Linked DNA regions of Homo sapiens: region 2 is linked to region 1. Evidence: read pairs that join two places in POLR2A ChIA-PET (ENCODE). Cell type or tissue: A673. All regions are shown on one strand. Links, peaks and the distances in the headings refer to the core of each region. The heading gives the core; the rest is flanking DNA.

Evidence for each region. ChIA-PET counts read pairs that join two places held together with the same protein. Peaks named below come from ENCODE experiments on the same cell type or tissue, not always from the same donor. Only the 100,000 strongest peaks of a DNase experiment are listed, where the experiment ranks them.
Region 2: POLR2A ChIA-PET joins it to region 1 with 15 read pairs; 2 of 35 experiments call an interaction of 5 or more read pairs at or near these places.

Annotation. Positions count from the first base shown.
Region 1 is chr5:151,139,010-151,147,260 of GRCh38, reverse strand. ANXA6 (annexin A6) reads left to right here. Exons shown (of 26, transcript NM_001155.5): 3 at 7,018-7,108; 4 at 7,814-7,908. Among named protein-coding and RNA genes, the nearest start is that of ANXA6, 15 kb to the left of the region's middle. RefSeq lists enhancers at 5,440-5,649, 5,670-5,749. In A673, for the core only: no CTCF peak of the experiment used is centred there; no DNase peak of the experiment used is centred there.
Region 2 is chr5:150,484,600-150,488,599 of GRCh38, reverse strand. NDST1-AS1 (NDST1 antisense RNA 1) reads left to right here and starts at 2,608. Exons shown (of 3, transcript NR_105061.1): 1 at 2,608-2,699; 2 at 3,301-3,371. RefSeq lists a silencer at 2,055-2,844 and an enhancer at 2,377-3,032. In A673, for the core only: no CTCF peak of the experiment used is centred there; DNase peaks (open chromatin) are centred at 1,859, 2,079 and 2,629; H3K4me3 peaks cover 2,196 bases; H3K27ac peaks cover 2,003 bases.

The DNA.
Region 1 (8,251 bases), core at 2,140-6,139:
TTCTCTGTCACACCCATTTGGGATTGAATTTCCTTGGCTTGGGAGACTCTAACCTCAGTCTCTCATGTCTGACTGTTCTGCCGGGCAATAGAATTGGAGGCACCTGAGAACTTTTACTCCCATGTGGCTGAGACTAGGTTCTGGCCATGGTCAGAGGTAGGATTCTGACCTCGACTGTGCTCTGTTGAGGCTGGGCACGGTGACTCTCACCTATAATCCCAGCACTTTGGGAGGCTGAAGTGAGCAGATCACTTGAGCGCAGGATTTCGACACCAGCCTGGACAATATGGCAGAACCCTGTCTCTAGAAAAAATACAAAGGTGGCATGTACTTGTAGTCCCAGCTGCTTAGGAGGCTAAGGTGGGAAACTCACCTGATCCCAGGAGATTGAGGCTGTGATGAGCTGAGATCATGCCACTGCACTCCAGCCTGGGCTACAGAGCAAGTCTCAAAAAACAAAAAACCCCACTCTACTCTGTTGGGGTTTGCCTGAGGGTGCTGTCTGTTGGCTGGCGTTGGAGAAAGCCATGCAGTCAGTGTGACGATGGGATTGGCAGGGAGAAGAAACTTGGGGATCTTGAAGAAAATCATGGGACTGGGCCCCGTTGTCCCTTACTCCAACCCAGAACTACTGGCCACAGAATGCACAGACAGAAGCTGTCTGTGAGGTCTTTGGGCCTCATGTTCCCCTTACGGAATGGTTGAATTCAGTAATAATAAAACTCCATCCATCCTTGACATCATGACTGCCCCCAGTGAACCTGGGCTTATAGGATATTCACAGTTTCTGAAGAGCACAGGATGTTATAGGATCAGTACCCTCAGAGAAGTCCTAGCTGTGGCCTTCCTCACAGCCACTGAGGAGTATACTGTGTGTACAAGTGGCCTCTCTGACCAGGAGGAGAAAATGTTACTGATTATGGGCAAAAATCCAAGGTGGAACTTTCACTGTTCCCCATTTCCTATGTGTAGTCATACTAGAGCTACTTCCTGAAAGGCATTTGAACTGCAGGATTCTAGATGATCCAAGTGGACAGGCCAGGCCCTGGAAGATCAGAGAGGCCAGGACCTAGGGTGCAGATCTTTGGACCTTGGTCCAGTGCTCCTGGGCCATGCCTTCTGCCTGGCTGATCTGTGGTTTCTTGTTGCCATGGACTAGGGTTCAGTAGACCTCCTGCAAGTGAGTCCCAGGGTGGCAGGGCCTTAGGGAACCCTCCTCCTATGGGATGAGTTGGCACCCTCCATGCACAGTGTTCTGGTGGGGCAGTAAAGGAGCTCTGGGGCATGCAGGAGGGCACCCCACCTAGGTTGAGGAGAGAGGGGAGGCTGCCTAGGGAGAGCTACTCAGGGGAGGAACAAGGGGGCTCAGAGTGGTCTAGGCAGGGACAACTGGGACAGAGGCTAGAAGGAGAGCAAATGCAGCGTGCTCAGGGGAGTAAAAGTAATTTGGTATGCTTGGGGTGCAGTGGTTTGGGGGAGAGGTGAGGGTTGCAGAAGACAATAACAGAGAAATGTGAAAAAAGCCTCCCTGCCGTTGAGCTGCAGTTGTTCCTTCCAGTTATTAGCTCGGCTTTCAATTATTAGCTTGAATCTGGTGTCCTCCAAAACTCCAACACACGCACACATGCATGCATGTATACACACGTGTGCATGCACACAGCAAACTGCTCCGTCTTCTCTGGCCTAGACACCCCCCAGTTCCTTCCACTGTGGTTATTGTGCTGTTCTCCCTATCTCTCCTTTTGGAAGAGGAGAACTTGAGGCCCAAAGACATGAAGAAGTAGGATGGTGCCATGGAAGACCCAGGAGGCATGGCGCTGTGGCCTCCATTTCACAGGGACGTTCTGGGTTTGAATGCAATAATGAACATAAAAACACCTTGAGGACAGGGCAGGATAGGCAGGTGCTTGTGCCTGGGACTTCTAGGAGCTGTGGAGGTGAGACCTAGGTCAGCACCGGCCAAGGCAGCTCTCAGCTGGAGTCCTGGCCATGTACCTGTCTCTCTGGGGACATCATCTCTGCTCCCAAGAGGCCACTAGGACTCCTGCTCCAGCAGCAGCCTGGGTGGGGCCCAGCCCCACAGAGCCCCAGGGCCCGGCTGCTCACCAGCTGGCACCAGGACCTGCTGAATATTTCAGGGTGGAAAGTCCCTTCTCTGCTGTCCCCTGCCTTGATCCTGGGTTCCCGCAGCCGGGAACCTGTCTGCCGGAGGTGTGACAGGCAGTCAGGGTGGGGTGGGTGAGGAGAAGCCTGTGTGGTTGCACAGGTGGCGCTTAGAGATGCAGAATTCATGAAGTTGGTGTGAGAATGACACGGTGGGAAGCCTGGGCCTGGATGATTTGAGGGGCTGTCTCTGTATCTCCAAATGTGACTAGTGCTAAGCCCCCCACCTTTGCTTCTAGTGGCTATGATCCTGTGGGGTCCCAGGACAACTAATCTAGTAGGTCATCACTTGGAAGGTCTTATTAGTCCCGTGCAAAGAACTGTGCAGGAGCCCGAGCTTGCTGCTCAAGAAGCTTGTCTCTAAGTGAGCGTTTGGATCAAGGCTTGTGTAGGTCATTAAGCACCCTTCCCCCAGCATGGCACTTCAGCCCCTTCTCCAGACACTGCTGTGACCACCCACATTGTATGAGGGGGAGAACAGTGGAGGGGGAGGAGCAGCAATAGGAAATTGGGGTCTGCGTGCTGCCTCATCCTCCGCCCTTCATCCTGGGGACATGCTTCCCTCTTCTCCGCATCCCTTCCCGGCAGCTTACAATCCCATGACTTTAGCGACTTTGGGCATCTAACTGTGAGCTCTGAAGAATCAGACTCTATCTTAAGTACTTGTCACCGCCCACACACCCCTGCCCCAGCAGACAAGTTAAAATAGTTTCTAGATCCCACATATCAACCAGACAGGTATTTGTATGAAATACCTGTCACATGAACCATATGAAATCTGCTGCTATTTGACTGTTTTTAATCTACATACAAGGCAAGTTACATGGCTCAACGTAGTAAAGAATGCCAGATACTAGGGACAGGGTTGTGAGTGGTCAGCTGAGTTTAATGGGTAAGGAAAACCACACTAGGATGTTAGAGTCTTGCCCTTACCCAGGTCCTGACTTAGGTGTTGTGCCCAGGCCAGCCCAGCAGGGCTAGAGCTGCCCTTACAAGAGTCTGAATTGTTTATCCCCATCATCTTCTCCAGCCTCATCTCTTTGCCTTCCCCGCTTCTAGTGGATGATCTTAGTGACAGCCAGCATCTGCTCTGAGCCCTGCAGACTCTGGGCTGGCTTTCCCGAATGCCCCTTGCTTCCCTCCAGGTCTTTGTCATGTGTCTCCTCTGTGTGATGCCTTCTTCCTCTTCGCCTTCCCCTCCCTACTCTACTCCTTGGGGCCAGCCTGTTGCTCATCCCTCAGGACTCAGCTTAGACGTCACCTCCAGAAAGCCTTCTCTGATCTGCTTGGAATATATTCGCAGTCATTCATCCATCCATTTATGAAACATATTCAGTGAGTGCTTGATTGCTCCAGGCCCTGTACTTGGTGCTAGAAATGCGTCAGTGAGCAAGAGAGACACAGTCCCTGCCCTCCCGGAACTTCGAAAGGAAATATTTCCTGGGTCCCATGCTGCCCTTAGCATCGTATCTGCCACACTGTCTTGTAGTTGAAGCTGTCATGTATCTCTACCAGATTCTGAGTTCTTAGTGGTCCCTGGTCCTAAGCATCTACTTAGTAGACTCTCAGTAAATGTTGCTTGCTTGCTTGATTGAATGAATGAATGGTAGGGTAGCCCTAGCTGCCCTGGAATTGTGAGTATCTGAATGTGAGAAGCACTTAGGATGCTGTGGATTGGACAGCATTGCTGCCTTTTTATAGCCTTGAATATAGGGTCGAAATGGCATAGAGGCAAACAGCACAGGGCAATAACTCAAATGCTTCAGTATTCAAGGAGAGGGGCAGGCTGGCATGGTTGACCAGGAGGAAGCAGTGGGCTATGTGGTGGTTGTCCCTTCTTATCTCCAGCTCCCACCCAGATGGAATCTGAGGGGAAGGGAGAGATGGTCTGTTAGAAAGAGCCTTGGATTCCCTTCCCAGCTGGGCCTCTGACTTGCTGTGTGGTCTTGACATGTCACCTGCCCTCTCTGTTCTGGGTCTTCTGGGACACAAGTGGTAATAGACCTACCTTCCTCATTTAGTTCTCAGCTTGTGGTTCTCAAAGTCCTTTCCCTCTCTTATTCCAAGTGAGCCGTGGGAGGGACATCCTATGACTGAAGTGGATTGGAGACTGGTGCTGCTGTGGATTAGGACAGGTTGGTCAGACAGGTGGAAGGAAAAACAGCCATGAATCATGGCAACAGGCTAGCCTGCAGAGGGCCCGGACAGACCCTGGAGGACCTGCCCCTGGTGGCATCTTTCAAAGCTTAATATTTCCACACTGGTCCCAGGAGGTCCTGACATTGGAGACAGCATTGCTAGGGATCCAGTGCCAGGGAGGTCTCCCTTCACTGTCTTCCCCTTCGGCGTCCTCCATCTCAGAGCTTGGGCCGTCATGGGTGTCTCCATCCATTCATTTAGCCCAGTCACAGTTACTTCCAGCCTGTATGCCAAGCCTGTGCTAGAGCTGGGGCTCCACGGTTCTTCTTAGGCAGAATGATTTGTCTTATTCACGACAGTCTCCATTCTCCATGGACTCAATAACTGAGTGGGAAGCTGAACTAAAAGGTCTTTAAGGATCGTTGCAAAGAAATAATTTTGAGCCTCTGAACCTTCTTGTTTCCTTTTTTTTTTTTTGAGACAGAGTCAGTCTCATTCTGTCGCCCAGGCTGGAATGCAGTGATGCGATCTGAGCTCACTACAACCTCTGCCTCCCAGGTTCAAGTGATTCTCCTGACCCAGCCTCCTGAGTAGCTGAGATTACAGGTGCCTGCCACCATGCCTGGCTAATTTTTGTATTTTTAGCTGAAACAGGGTTTCATTACATTGGCCAGGCTGGTCTCTGACTCCCTACCTCAAGTGGTCTCCCGTCTAGCCTCCCAAAGTGCTGGGATTACAGGCATGAGCCACTGTGCCCAGGCACCTCTTGTTTCTCCATCCATCCTAGTAGCTAATATTGCCTGCTGTGCTTTTTTGATATCGCTGGACTGGAGGTGTCCAGAAAGAAAGAGAAAAGGATTTAGAAGTGAAATTCCTGGAGGACCCCAGTTGTTTCGTGTTCTTGTTCATTTTATTCATGTGGCAAATACTTGAGTATTTGGTCAATCTCTGTGCAGTGGGCAGATGGATCTGGTATCTGCTCTCAGAGGTTTCTGGATCAAACTGCCCACCGGGGTGGAGAAGGCAGCAGGAATTTCTCAAGCTCCGGCCGTGAGGTCTGAAGTAAGGCCAAGGGGAGCGCTGGCAGTAAAGCCCCCATCCTGCGCTCACTGAGCTCCTTGCAAGGCGCCCTGCTCTGGGTATTCGGCATGTGTTACTCTTTAAGTCTCTGCCCAGGGGCGTGATCAGGTTGCAGGGGATTCCCAGGTGGCAGGAAGAGAGCTGTGTTCCTTTCTGGTCAGAACTTTAAATAGTAACTCCACGCCGACGCATGCATACCTCAGAGGAGCCAGCCTCTGCAGACAGAGACCAGAGAGCATCCAGAGGCCTGGCCGGGGTCCTGCAGTGCAGACGTTGGGAGGCACGGAGACGGGGAGAGGGGGAGGCGGTCCAGGACTCACTCTGCTCCACCTCTGACTCCTTGAAGGCAAGATCTGTGTGGCCCACCCTCCATTCCCTCTTTTTTGGATTCTTTCCTGATTTCCCGCAGCTGGATCAGCCTCTGCTGTTTTCCCACATTACCTTATTTTTGTCTTAATGTATTTACTACAAGCTTTATAGTAATTGATGTGCTTGTCTGTCTCTGCCACTGGGCCAGGAGCTCGTGAAAGACAGGAATTGGGTCCCCTTTCTCCCCAATTCCTCAGCCATTAGTGTAGGGCCTAGCACAAATGAAGTGCCTTGTCACTGTGCTGTGTGCTCGGTGACAGGCTCTGGCATCCTCCACTCTGCCAGCTCTCAGCTGCTCTCCCAGACCCCCCACTTTTCAGTGCCATGTAACTGACCCACATCTGACTTCTCTGTGAACCAGTCCCATTGTGCATTCAGGTTCAGGTTCGATGTCTAAGATCCCCTGGCTCTCTGCCGCTTCTCTCCTTCCCCTCAAAGACCAAGCCAGCTTGTCCTCAGATGCCAGTTCACAGCGCAGTTTACTGGGCCCAGAGGGGCAGTGCCTTGTCTTGGCATTGAAATGAGAGTGTCTCTGGGCCCCCTGTGCCCAGGACCCCACCCTCAGTAGCTGGCACCTGCAAGGTTCCTGGAGCTGGAGAGCAGAGCGGGGCTGGAGAGCAGAGGGAAAAGGTCTGAGTTCTGTGTGACCTCCCACAAGTGGCTCTTCTTTGGGCTTGGCTTCTGTGATAGAAATAATCTTAAGAGCGTCTACAAATGGCTACACTAATGACATTCACAGAGGTGAAAGTGTAAACATAAAATGCCATAAAAATATGAGGGGCTGGCTGGGTGCACTGGTTCATGCCTGTAATCCCAGCACTTTGGGAGGCCAATGTGGGAGGACTGCTTGAGGCCAGGCATTCAAAACTAGCCAGGGCAATAGAGTGAGACCCCATCTCTTAAAATATATATATATATATATATATATATATTTGACTCTTGCTATTCTTGCAGGGATCATTTTCATCTCCTATACTCAGCCAGGCTTTTTTACCCTCTCCTGGATGCTTTGGAAGGTGGTGCAGGGCTGCAGGCCTTGGCCAAGCCCCCCTCCCTTGGGGAAATGGCACTGTCCTTTGGGCGGGTTGCAGCAGGTGGTATGGGAAAGTCATCCACACCGCTCCCCAGGGTGTATGTGGCCAGCACTGGATTTTGCAGGGAAAGCAGCTCAGCCTGGACCAGGGTAGGCATCTGACCTGAGGTTGGGGCTGGGAGCTTGGTCTCAGTCCGGGGTTGGCAGCTCACCCTCTACTTTTTTCTCCACAGGGTGCCAAGTACCGGGGCTCCATCCATGACTTCCCAGGCTTTGACCCCAACCAGGATGCCGAGGCTCTGTACACTGCCATGAAGGGCTTTGGTGGGTGCCAGGCTTCATGGGAGCTTGAGGGGTATCCCCCAAAAGTAGACACAGCCCAGAGCCCTTCTGGTGGTGGTGGTAGGGTCTGTGAAATGGTGAAGTGCACTTATTCATTTTTTTGGTCTCCTCTTTTTATTAATTTTCATGATGTTATAATAAAATGTTTCAGAAAAAAAGTATAAAGAATAATAGAAATTTCACCCATAGATTTACCACCAAATTTAAGAACTAGTGCTTCATTAGCATAGTTGAAGTTTCCTTGGTAGATCCCCCTCCTGATAATGCCGCCCGCTGCCTTTGCCCAGAGGCAGCCACAATCCGAAGGTGGTGCTTATGTTCTTCTTTGTCTTGTGGTGGAAAGAACCCTGTACTGGGTGTTAGGATACCTGGGTTTTCTAAGCCAGGTTCATTGTGAGACCTTGGACAAGTTCTTGCCCCTCTCTGGGCCTTAATTTCCTGATTTGTGCAGTGAGGAGCTGGATCAGGGGCCTTCTGAGCACAGATATTGTGTGTGCTGTGTCCACTTTCAGTCGTGACTTAATAAATCCCCATGACCCTCTGCCCTGACACCAGCACCTGATGAGTGGAAGGCTCATGCTGAGGCCTGCAGGGAGCTACTAGGCCTGTGTCCAGGGAAGGAAGTGGCCCTGGTGGGCTTCCTGGAGGCAGGGTGGGTAGGATGATGATTGCTCTCCCCTATTCCAGGCAGTGACAAGGAGGCCATACTGGACATAATCACCTCACGGAGCAACAGGCAGAGGCAGGAGGTCTGCCAGAGCTACAAGTCCCTCTACGGCAAGGTAACCACAGCAACCGGAGGGCCCATGGGGTGCGGGTGGAAGAATGATTTCATTCACCTGTGTGCTCGTTCAGGTTATTTCCTGGATATGGCACTCCAGGTTAGCCTGTGGGCTGACACCTTACCCTGCTCTTTTTCTTCTCATCAGCTGGGCGTCTTTCAGCCTTTAATACACCCACAGCACCTGCTGTATGCTGGGCTCGTGCTAGGTGTTAGGGCTGCACTAGTGAATAAGATGGGTGAGGTGTCAACTCTGTGGACTGCCAGATAGTGAGAGAGATACACAGTAAACGAGGAAACAGACAGTGGTGGGGAAGTGGCACAGGGCTGTGGACCTGACCCTG
Region 2 (4,000 bases), core at 1-4,000, 660 kb after region 1:
ATATGACGAGTCAGCCTTCCAACTCCTCCATTCAATGCCCTGCTTTTCTGAGTCCCCTCAATGTCCAGCAAAGCAACGGAATTTCCACATTTATTCCTACAAGCTGAACTATCAGCCCAGGAGGGCCCCCTATTTCCAGGGCCCTCAAAAAGCCTACAAACCCTGCAAAACCCAGACACAGTGCTGGAACACCCCTCGGAGCAGGCTGAAATGCACAAACTTTCCTTCCCCAAGAACTTCTCTCATTATCTACCCCCACCCACCACACTCTCTCTCAGCCCTAGATTTAAGATGTTGTTAATTAAATTGCAATTTGTTTTCCATTTTTAAAGTAATTACTCAAGGACCTCAATCAGAGCCCGATCAGTACTCATAAGATGTCACCCCCACCAAATGATTGGGCCAACCCAGGGTGTGAAAGCCAGCAGAAATCTAAGCCACTTCACGTATTCACTTGTGGGATATTTACTGAGGGCCTACAGGGTGCCCAATACTGAGCTAGCTAGGCTCAGGGACCTGTACACACATGCATTCTCCATTAGGGTTCTGCAATCCTGACACTATTACTATCCTCAAGGACTCTGCGCATCCAGACCCGTCTATTAGTTAGCAATGAGAACCCCTGCCATGGCCAAGTTACACAAGAACACCCTTGCCCTACCTCTGCCCCCTGCTGATCTGAAAGTAACCTGGTCTGAAAGAGAAGTAAAGATGTGGCTGTCCCTGGGTGCTAGGGAGAGAGGCCTGTTGACAAAGCCACCAGCTGTCTCCAGTCAGAGCCAGGGAGACAGGCTTCTCCCTGCACCATCCGCACTGCCATAGACACAGCAGCCAGCAACAGCACTTGGACCATTACGGAGTTCCAGGCCCAGTCTCCAACTGACCTCCCTCCTGCTCCAGCTGCCCATGCTAACAAGAGCCAGGGCACAAGACCTCACTTGGAACAAGTACCAGGCAGAAGAGAGCATTACCTGCCGGTGGGGAAAATGGGGAAGAGGACAGATGTCCCCATAATTTCAATTGAAAATGAAACTGTACAGGGCCAAAGTTGTAAAAAAAAAAAAAAAAAAAAAAGGAGAAATAAACTGTGAGCTGTCACAGCAAGACACTCTAGAGATCTGTGGCTGAGACACAGGCTGAGAGAGGGAGGTAAAATCCAAGCTCCACCACTTTCTATCTGTGTGACCTTTACAACCCTGCGCCTCAGTTTGCCCCTCCGTAAAATGTGGTTAATAGTAATGCGGGAGAATTAAATGAGAGAATGTATGTAAAGCAATGAATTAGTCCAGCGCCCTAACACACAGTAAACGTGAAATGTACTTGTTGAATATAAGCATGACACCATTTACTGAAATACCACACACTCCTCTCATCCTCATTCTAGCAAATACCATTCTCCCCATTTTACAGGTGAAGAAACTGAGGCTAGGGGAAGGTAAGGAACCCACTCAAGGTCACACCGCTGGAAACTGACAAACAGCCAGGTCGCTCTGAAGAGACCTGGGGGCAAAACTGCCCGCAGGCCATTCTGAAAGCTCTCCTGGGTGGGGAGGGCAACAATGGGCGTTCAGGGGGTGGGGCTCTGTATTCCCTTAGCCTCGCAGGGCACACCGGGCTGCTCGAATCTGCAAAAAGCCAAGTGGCCAGTCCCCAGATTCCCGGCCGGTCCTAGAGCCCACCCGTCCCACCGGCGCCCCCTCCTCACCCCTGTCCCAGGGCGTTAAAGAGCTGCGTGCAAAGGGAGAACTTCTTGCTCCCGAGACCCTGAGGGAGGAGGGGAGTTAGACAGCAGGCCGCTCAGAGCCCGCAGAAAACCGGTCCGGCTGCCTCAGCCTTCGCGAAGCCAGGACCCGGCCTCTAACCCCCTCCCTCGCTAGACAAAAGTTTCCCCTGTTCGGGAGCAGGGGAGGGGGAGGGGGCATTCCTCGTGAGTGACATTATCCGTGACCTACAGCTGCCGCGCTGCCCTCGCCCGCACCCCAGCCTGCCCCCGGCCCCGCGCGGCCCCCTACCCTTTGTCCTCCCACCCCCGCGCGCGGGGCCCGGCCGACTCCACCCGCCCGCCCGGCGCCCGCCCGCACCAAACTTGCGCCGGCGGCCGCTGGGGGCCCCGCGCGGCCTGCACGCCGGGCTCGGGCCCCACCGGCTGGGCGACAGGGGACTGGCAGGCCCGGGCCCTCTCGGCCTCTTACCTGCCACGGCTGGGGCGCCACTCGGGGGAAGGGGCGCTCCCGGCGAGGAGCGGGACGCCTGGGTCCCCCGGGCCGTGCGTGCGCCTCCGGGCTCCGGCCCGGGCCAGGGTTAACCCCTTCGCGGCCGCCTCCCGCCGCTCCCACCCCCGCTCCACGCCGCCGCCGCCGCCTCCTCCCGCCCGCTCTCCTCCCCCTCCCGCTCCCTCCCGGTGCCCAGCCCCCAGTCCCGGCCCGGCGCTGCGCCGGGGCAGCTCGCAGCCTCCCCCTCGTCCCGCAGCGGGGAGGGGTCTCCCTGGAGACTGAAGGTTGGGGCGCGCTGCCTCGCCCCCTAGCCCAGAGGGGCGTACCCGTGCGCCGAGAGCCCCCAAGCCCGTCTCCCCTTACCTCCTCGGCCCAGCGCCTACCTCCCCGAATCGCGGCCGCTGGGAGCGGGGTTCGATCCCGTGATGCCGCGTGGGTGCCGGCCAGAGAAGAGCTCCGGAGGCCGGGGCGGCCGGCGGGCGTGCGGTGAGCGCCCCGGGGCGGGGGCCGGGGCGGGACCGAGCGCTGCTATCGGGGCTGGATTTCTCGACTTCCACCCGGATTCTCCCTCGGCCCTCCCGGCCGATTCGGTGCTGCTCGGCGACCACGTGACGCGGGCTGCCTTTGACCCCTATCTCCGAGCGGGTAGGGGGCGGGGGCCGGAGGGGGTGTCAGATGCAGGACCCACGAGGGCCGGGGCGGCTGCCCGGCGTCCCCGAGGCGGTGACCCCCGGGAAACAAAGCCCGGGGGGAAACCAACAAGTTATTCGGGGTCAGAGACGAAACAGCGCTGGGGGTCGGGAGAGGCGGCAGAGAGAATGTGGGAGACAAAGACCCGCGCCCGCGGCGGCTCCGAGGGCCCTGGGAACGCTCTGGCTGGGCTCGAGAGGGCCTCCAGGCTCTTCCACCCCTGGGCTTGTGACAGCTCTCCAGGACCTCCTGGGACAGCTCCCCGACCACCAGTGCTCTGCCAGAATGACCCCTCCTGGGCAGACCCTCCCTCCCCCAACACACACCTTTGCCCTGACTCTCGAAAACCCCTTTATCGTGATTATGTGGTTCATTTACTGGTTTCATTGTTTACTAGAATGTCATCTTTCCCAACAAGTTGTTCCCAGCAGAATCCTCTCTCCTGGCACAAAACAAGCAGATGAAGAGGTAAATGACCTTGTGCAAATCTCTTCTCCCGCTGAGCCTGCCCCCCAACCCCTGTTATTCTAGCTATCCCAAGGACTCTGCAAATTAGGCAGGATGACAGTGGTTGTTCCCGTTAAACAGATGGGAACAATGAGGCTCAGAGAGATGAGATGATTTGGCAGGTTAATGAGAGCCTAGGCTGGCACTCGGATCGGCCTGCTCCCAGTGGAGGGCTTTCTGCCACCCATGAGCCAGCCTGTAAAATGAGCAGGGTGGGGTTGGATGAGTGAATCCCTTAAGGAGCTTGTAAGGATGCAGATCACCCGGCCCTGGAGATCCTGAGTCTGGGAAACAGTGGATTGGTGGATTCCTAAGGACCTTTAGAGGCTCAAGATTATCCAACTGGGCCGGGCGCGGTGGCTCACGCCTGTAATCCCAACACTTTGGGAGGCTGAGGCGGGCGGATCACGAGGTCAGGAGTTCAAGACCAGCCTGGCCAACATGGTGAAACCTCCTCTCTACTGAAAATACAAAAATTAGCTGGGGGTGGTGGCGCATGTCTGTAATCCCAGCTACTCAGGAGACTGAGGCAGGAGAAAATCGCTTGAACCCGGGAGGTGGAGGTTGCAGTGAGCCGAGATCGTGCCACT